Linked DNA regions of Homo sapiens: regions 1 and 3 are each linked to region 2. A link is an interaction called in ENCODE POLR2A ChIA-PET data of the cell type or tissue named here. Cell type or tissue: MCF 10A. All regions are shown on one strand. Region 1 has its middle 50 kb from the start of OLFM1. Region 2 overlaps PPP1R26-AS1 (PPP1R26 antisense RNA 1). Region 3 overlaps LOC101928384 (a long non-coding RNA gene).

Evidence for each region. ChIA-PET counts read pairs that join two places held together with the same protein. Peaks named below come from ENCODE experiments on the same cell type or tissue, not always from the same donor. Only the 100,000 strongest peaks of a DNase experiment are listed, where the experiment ranks them.
Region 1: POLR2A ChIA-PET joins it to region 2 with 5 read pairs; 1 of 35 experiments calls an interaction of 5 or more read pairs at or near these places.
Region 3: POLR2A ChIA-PET joins it to region 2 with 6 read pairs; 2 of 35 experiments call an interaction of 5 or more read pairs at or near these places.

What each region holds. Positions count from the first base shown.
Region 1 is chr9:135,136,648-135,139,147 of GRCh38, reverse strand. No RefSeq gene overlaps it. Among named protein-coding and RNA genes, the nearest start is that of OLFM1, 50 kb to the right of the region's middle. RefSeq lists enhancers at 1,342-2,087, 2,088-2,500. In MCF 10A, no CTCF peak of the experiment used is centred here; a DNase peak (open chromatin) is centred at 1,507.
Region 2 is chr9:135,462,128-135,464,627 of GRCh38, reverse strand. PPP1R26-AS1 (PPP1R26 antisense RNA 1) reads left to right here. Exons shown (of 3, transcript NR_038969.1): 3 at 1-1,910. Among named protein-coding and RNA genes, the nearest start is that of PPP1R26-AS1, 8.9 kb to the left of the region's middle. In MCF 10A, no CTCF peak of the experiment used is centred here; a DNase peak (open chromatin) is centred at 1,357.
Region 3 is chr9:134,219,842-134,222,341 of GRCh38, reverse strand. It overlaps LOC101928384 (a long non-coding RNA gene), which reads right to left. Exons shown (of 2, transcript XR_244779.4): 2 at 2,061-2,500. Among named protein-coding and RNA genes, the nearest start is that of RNU6ATAC, 57 kb to the right of the region's middle. In MCF 10A, no CTCF peak of the experiment used is centred here; no DNase peak of the experiment used is centred here.

The DNA of each region.
Region 1 (2,500 bases), 330 kb after region 2:
TGAACCTGGGTATTCTTGGGGCAAGGGAGGTGGGTGGTCTGTGTACGCAGCTGCTTTGGGGTCCCGCCTGCCTCTTCCATGCAAACTCATCCTCAGGAAAGGGTTCCATACACATGACATTGCACACACCTGCAATGTCAACATAAGTCCTAGGGTGACTCTCCCACCCCAAAACTGAATAAGATGTTCTGTCCCCCAAGAAGGGGCTTCAGACTTCACCAAGGAGAAGTATTTGAGGTGGGCATGTCTTCCTGCCTGAACCCCATCACTGGCATGAGGCCTGGTAAAATTCTGGGCTCCAGATCCAGCCCAGCCTCTCAAGGACTTACATTAACAGTCAGCTCCACCCTACACCCCTCCGTGGTGAAGATCAGACCCCACAACTGCTTCATGTCAGGTCAGCTGTGGAGGGAGCGGTTTCCAGGCACAGAGGGGCTCTCAGGGTCCCAAGTCACCATGGTGTTGCTGTGGGCCCCTCCACTCGTGGTTGGTAACCCAAGCGTCCGCTCTCAAAAGGGGCTGAGAGAACCTGCAGGAGCAGGGCCAAGAGGTGGTGTCTGGGTGGACCCACTCACTTCTCGGAGCCTCGGGGTCCCAGGCTGGTAGGATGGAGTAGGGGGTGAGACCTGGAGGGCAGAGGACTTGATGCAGCACAGGAGCTGGGGAGGCTGGCTTGGTCTCCCTGTCTCATCCCATTTATTTCTCATCTGAACAGGACTCGTGTCCCCCTGGACTTGAGCTCTTTGGGGGCCAGGATGGGTTTGGTCTGTCCTTAGGCCCACCCATTGCAGTCATTCTTCCCAGAATGGGGGTCAGCAGATCTTTGTTAAGCAATTCTTTCAAAGTCAAATGCTGTTCCCTTTGTTCCGATCAGGGCTCTAACCATCCCTGCCTGCCTCATCTGAGCTCACATTCTCCATTCCTGTGTTATCAGTTTCACCCTCCACCTAAATTAACATGCAGCAGCTGTGGCTGTTCCCAAGGGGTCTTCGTGGCCAGACTGTAAGCTCTGAAGCACAGGGACCATGTATGTCTTACTTGCTGTTTGAATGCAGCCAAATCCCTTGGCTCAGAGAGGTTCCCCAGATGTTGGGTGAAGGAAGGAGGCAGGGGTAGAGTTGTGGGGGTGGGGATGCTAAGGGTCCCTTCATAGAAGGAAGGCTTGACTCACACTATAGGGACAGCTGAGTTCTCCAGATTCTGCCTCTTCTTCCCATGTGTGGACCAGGCTCCTCCCTCCTCTGGGTCTCAGTGAGGCCACCCTATGATCTATACCACGAGGGGTACCTGGGATCCCCAAGACCTCTTCTTACAGCTCCGCCAGCCAGGCTCTGGCTGCTGACAGCCCAGCACGTGGGGTCACCTCCCTGGTGATGCACGTTTCTCTGAGCTGAGTGGAGCCGAGCATCACAGAGGATTTTTCCATTGCCTCCTCCTGCTGCAGCCTCTGCCTCCAACAGTAACTTAATTAGCTCGCTGTTTTCCAAACAGGCAAAGCGTGACTCAGCACTTTCATGGGAGGTCTAAATTTGTCACAACCCCCTAGGTGTCTTTTAGCCAAATCCTTCGGGAAATTAGCTCATGGGGTTAGAAAAGGGATTTGGCGGTGGTTTCTGGCAGCTCTAGGGCCCCCCACAGGGCCAGGGCGGGTCCCTGTCCACAGACCTTGCTCCTGTGGGCTCCCTGCAGGGCAGGGTCACAGATGGCCTCAGATCCCTTCCCCTTGTTCCTTCCTCCCTCCCTGCCCCCAGTGGGGGCCTCAATCCCCATGGCTGGAAGTTAAAAAACAAGGTCACCAGCGTGCTGTGGATCCACCCCAGGCTCAAGCCTGAAAAGCGTGGGTTCTCCAGGGTGTCCAGGGCACCGCCTCTCTTACCCCTTCCAGGCTTCACCAAAGAGCAGCTGGAGCCCAGGGGGCTGCCTCTTGTCTTCTGTGAATGGCAGGGGTCTCTGACTAACTTGCCTCGAGGCAGAGGTCAGAGGCCATGGGCTCCCTCCCCTCGTTTCCTCCCTCTCCTTAAGGCCGGCAGCATCTTCTCGCCTCCAACCCCCTGGCCGGTCCTCATGTCTTCCCTCTGACGCTGAGCCTCCTAACTCCCTTTTATAAGGACCCTTGAGCTTCCATAGGGCCTGTGCAGATGATCCAGAATAATCTCCCTTTTCCATGAAATCCTTAACTTAAGCTCATCTGCAAAGCCTCTTTAGATAGGAACATTCACAGGTTCTGGGGAAGAGGATATGGCATCTTTCTGTCTGCCACAGTCACAGGGGCTTCTGCCAGTACTCACCCGGCTAGATCCCATCATCCTAGCTTCATCTCAGCCTGAGAACAGCACGGGGGGGCGGTCCTTGAATAAAGCCCACCCGGCCTCAGCTCCAAGGAGGGGCCGATGTCATGAAGGTGCCCCTGCCTGATAAGAGGCAGCGAGTCTCCCTGTCATCACTGGCTGCAGAACAGAATTATGGGTGTGGAATAAATTACATGCTAACATGCATGGTC
Region 2 (2,500 bases):
GCTGGGATTACAGGCGTGAGCTACTGTGGCCGGCCACATTTCCCTTCTGGTGCGCGTCCTCCTGTAGCTGTGGGATCAGGGGAGGTAGAGATGTCTTGTAACTGACTCAAGTTTGGCTGCTTGCCGCAGGAGAAGCGAGGTGTGGTGAAAGGAAAGCAACTTTTATTCAGATGCTAGCAGGTGGGAGAGTGGCCAGGCTCAAGGCTCTAAGGAACCATCTCAGCTTTTTGGACTGCGTGAAGGGCTTTAGGAAGGAGAACTCGGTGTGGGAGACATGTGGGAGTAGGGCAGTGGTGCAGGTGTCTTGAGTAATTGCCCATCCGGAGGTCTAGTTGGCATCATCTTGACCTTGGTCTGGTGGTGGTGGACTCATTGTTCATAACTCCCCTAGACAGGAGGATTCCACAGCTGGGTTCTATGCCTGGTTTATTTAAAAATGAGCCCCTGGCATTTCTAAGCAGGCACAGAATGAGATAAGTGAGCACTGTGGCTGGTGGGAAAGGGAGGGAAACAGGTTTAAAGTATGTTTCAAGGCTGCATTCTGAGACTAGGAGGGAAAGGAAGAAAAACTTTAAAATTCTTCTCAAGGCTGAGATATTTGACTACAGTCTCATGCCCAAAATGTTTCTATTCTACACTGAGACCTGATAGATAATTTGGCTGCATACCTGGAGTCCAGTGTGTGCACCTGCCCCTCCCATCCCATACTCGCAGCCAGTGGAAAAGTCTGCAAAAGGAAGCCAGCTGGGAGTGCCCACCAGAGTCAAAGTCTGGGGCAGGCTGGTGGACTCAAGAGGAGTCTTAAATATTGGAAATGTCATCACAAACCATCTGGGAAGCCCCCTCCTCTTAAAAAGGACATAAAGTCAAAGTGAACAGGTGTGCTCACTCCAAGCCCGTGCCCACAACCACAGTGCCCTTCACATTCAGAGTCATGGCCACTAGCCACAAAATTGTGACTTACAGTTCACAAAATTGGGACATATTTACATGTTGACTAAGTTGGGAAATAATTTGGATTTTCTTTAAAAGTAGTAAAAGTAAAGAAGAAAAAGTCAAAAAGGTCTGACATCTAAGAGGGTGAAATTTCCTTACTTTAGATCACAAGCAATCAGGCTGATCCCGCCTGAGCCCTGAGCTCCCTGGGACCCAGCAGCAGCTGTGCATTGGCACGTGGTGCCCTGTGTCTGATCAGCTGACTCCTCAGGCAAAACCTGCACCATTTTCACCAGAATTGCAGATGTCCTCAGTGTCATTACAAAGTTCCTAAGTCATGACCATTCTGTCCTGTGGAACCAGGCTGGACTAAGCTCCCATTTCTTTAAGCCATCCTGTCCCCTGCAGGGACTTCCAAGGTGGAGCTGATGAGCAATAGTTATGAGTCATTGGAGGAGACATCCCAGAGGCGCCAGCTCCCCTCTGCCCTAAACTGAAATTAAGACCTGGTGCTCTGGGTGGGGCCCCTGGAAGGGGATGTGCAACTCAGAGGGGACCTTCTCCACCTCCACCCAGGAGACCCCAGAGGGACCATGGCAGAGCCGGAGCCCTCTTTTTTTTTGTTCGTTTTTTATTTTATTATTATTATACTTTAAGTTTTAGCCCTCTTTTAAAAACCAAATGAAAATAAGCAAAAGAAGCCAATCGTCTCTGTGAAATGTCCAGAAGAGGGAACTCTGTAGAGACAGAGAGGATATTATTGGCTGCCGGAGGCTGGGAATGGGAAGGTGAGGGGCCTGGGGAGGTGATGGTTAAAAGATTCTTCTTTGTGGTGATGAAATTGTCTTAAAATGGACTGTGGTGATAGTTGTGCAACTTGGTGAATATATAAGTTATTGAATTGTACACTTTAAATGGGTGAATTGTATGGTGTGTGAAACATATCTCAATAAAGCTGTTATTTGAAAAATAAATAAGTAAATAAGTGAAGTCCCTGGGCTGGAGCCGGGGGGATGCGGTTGTTCACTCTAGCTGCACTTGCTGTAGGCCCTGGGCAAGACCTTTCTGCACCCTGGCCCTCAGTTTCTCCAATCTGGAACACGTGGGGTCGGCCAAGGTCTCCACAGGCCTTCTCCAGCAGTGTGTGACAGTGTGGAGTGCCTGCAGAGAAGGCACCTGGGTCTCTCTGAGGAGCAGAGAAGGGGACTGGGGCTGCAGGAATGTGGCTTCACTGTGGGCTTGGGTATCTGTGAGGTCCTGTCTGGGAGAAGCCTTCTCCTTCCCGCCACTCTCCACCTGGCTGGGACTCTTCCTTCATGGCTCATATGGAAATGACAGCCACAGAACGCTGCGTGCTCACCTGATGTTCACCTGAGTCGAGGCTCCTGAGTGTGGGATTGGCCCAGCACCTGGCAGAGAGTTAGAGTCAGACGACAGCAGATGCCAACAGAAAACAAAAGCGAACCCTGGAAACGGTTTGGAGCCGTCTAGGAGCCAGCCTTGGGAATGCAGAAAAAGGGAGGGCTCAGCCGTGCCCTCCCAGAGCTGCAGGTGAACAAGGAGT
Region 3 (2,500 bases), 1.2 Mb after region 2:
CTGGGGCTGCAGGAAGAGCTAAATTAAGCTGGAGATCATCGATGGGGGGATGTGTTATAAACGGCTAAGGGCGGCTCGAACAAGCTCTCAGGTATGCTGGCCGTGGATGCCAGACAGTGACTGCCATGGGATCCAACCTGCAGGGGCTGGGGCAGAGCTGCCACCTGCCCAGGCTTGCAGGGGGCCTACTCCTCTCCCCATTGTCCTCCAGCTATGCTGTCCCCTCCTGACTTCTCCAGATCCCTCCCAAACTTCCCACTCCAAATTTCCCCCGGTGAGTCAGAGCTGCACAGTACATAGCAACTTGTCCAGAGAGAAGGTCTGCCATGGCCCAGGGCCACAGAGGAGGGTCCCAGACACACATGACCACCAGTGAGGTGGATCTCAGGATCCCTCTCAGCCATTAGCATCCCTGCTGACCAGCTGCACCCCGTCCCGGCCTCCTGGGCTTTTGCCCACCTCGGTAACAGGATAAAAAGATGTTAGCCGAGGCAGCGGATCACGCCCGTAATCCCAACACTTTGGGAGGCCAAGGCGGGTAGATCACCTAAGGTCAGAAGTTCAAAACAAGCCTGGCCAACGTGGTGAAATCCCATCTCTACTAAAACTACAAAAATTAGCTGGGCGTGGTGGTGGGTGCCTGTAATCCCAGCTACTCGAGAGGCTGAGGCAGGGGAATCGCTGGAACCCGGGAGGCAGAGGTGGCAGTGAGCCGAGATCATGCCATTGCACTCCAGCCTGGGCAACAGAGCGAGACTGTCAAAAAAAAAAAAAAAAAAAAAAGATGCTGAGACCTTTGCCTCCTGCCACATGGCAGCACCCATGCATGGTGAGGCAACACTGTCAACAGACCTCAGGTGCCAGAGCACAGGTGGAGCGAAGCCAGGAGAGAAGCACAGAGGGACCGGTATTGCAGTTCAGTGGCTGCCGGGGCTGTGGGGGTTCCGAGGCTCCAGGAGCTGCGCTGTGACGGACTCACCACGTTTGTTTCGGACCAGGTTGGAGGAAGCCTCCAGTATTGGGAACCTTGCTTGACTGGCAGGAAATAGGCCTGCCACAGAACCTGCAAACCTTCCAAATGCACACATACCCTTTGGGGTGTACTTACCCCCCGGAAAAGCAGAGAAATATCACAGAAAATCTATGCATTTCTTTCCCACCCATGATGATGCCTCATGAACAGAACAAGAGAGATTTCCAGAGCACTGGCCTTTTCTCAGGGTGGGCTCACCATTTTCTCCAAGGGGCCAGTTAGTGGGGTGGAGTTCTGTGGGGTTGTTTGTTTTTTTTTTTTCTATTTTTTAAGAACTGTTTAGGTTTACAGCAAAACTGGGAGGAAGGTACAGAATTCCCATATACCGCAAGGGGCAGGTCTCATGGGTCCCTGGCACCCAAGTCTCTGGTGAGGGTCTAGCCACTGAAGGGCAGGGCTAGACGGTGGCCAGTGGCAAACTGACCAATAGCTGGCACCCTCATCCTATTCTCATCTGTAGCTACAACAAGGGACAAATTTCCCCAAATCATGAGCCCACATGGAAACTTCACAAGCTGTCGAGACAGCAGCAGGTGTCTGCGGCCCTGCCTTCCCCCGGAGCCCTCTGCTGCCCACCCTGCGTATCAGACCCCATCGCCATTGACACATCCCCTTGGGGCCTCTTCCCAAAGCCCTCGGTGGCGTTGAAGTTATCCTGGGCCTTTGCCTGGCCTATGTTTATTTTCTCACTCTCCCACCACAATGCGGCTGCCATGGGACCGGGTTCTTACTCACCCAGCCCCCCACGCATAGCGCCCTGGAACCCATGTGATCACTGTTTGTTGAATGACGACTGAATATTGAAATGGAAAACACTGTGTTCCAGACACCTGAGTTAGAAGCCTAGCCCTGCCCCTCGGTTGTTCTGTAACCTGGTGCGTGTTACTTAATCTCTCGGAACGAGGAAAACACCACCAGGGTACACAGACTGGCACTGTGTCCCCAACGCTCCTGCTCACCCACGAACCTGAGAGATAAAATGACTTTGTAGGGGGTCTCCATACCCACGACACTCCCAAAGAGAGAGGGCGCAGACAAGGCCTGTTTATTTCACTCGTGTGCGCCCTCAGGAGAGGCCCAGGGATGTTGGCACAGGTGCATTGTGGGCCCCGAAATAATCAAATTGCAGAAGGAGAGAGAGGGGGAGAGAGCGGGAAGGGTAATTGAATATCGGAGCGGAAGCTATTCTCAAGTCACCCATTTCATGGTTCTTTCTCCTGTTTATGTTTTCTAAGAGATCTCCAAAATAAAATAGTTCTATTATTTTATGACTCATAGATATACGTTATAGTGATAACATATTACAGCTACGGCAACGATGCTTATGGAATGGCCGCTCCGTGCCGCGCCGTAGAACTCTGCAAGGTGAATCTCTCTCTCTCTCTCGCCTCACAGCTCGGGAAGCCTCGGCTCTGAGAGGCCAGACTCCAGCCACGCCATCCAGACCACGGGGCCACGGGGCCACGG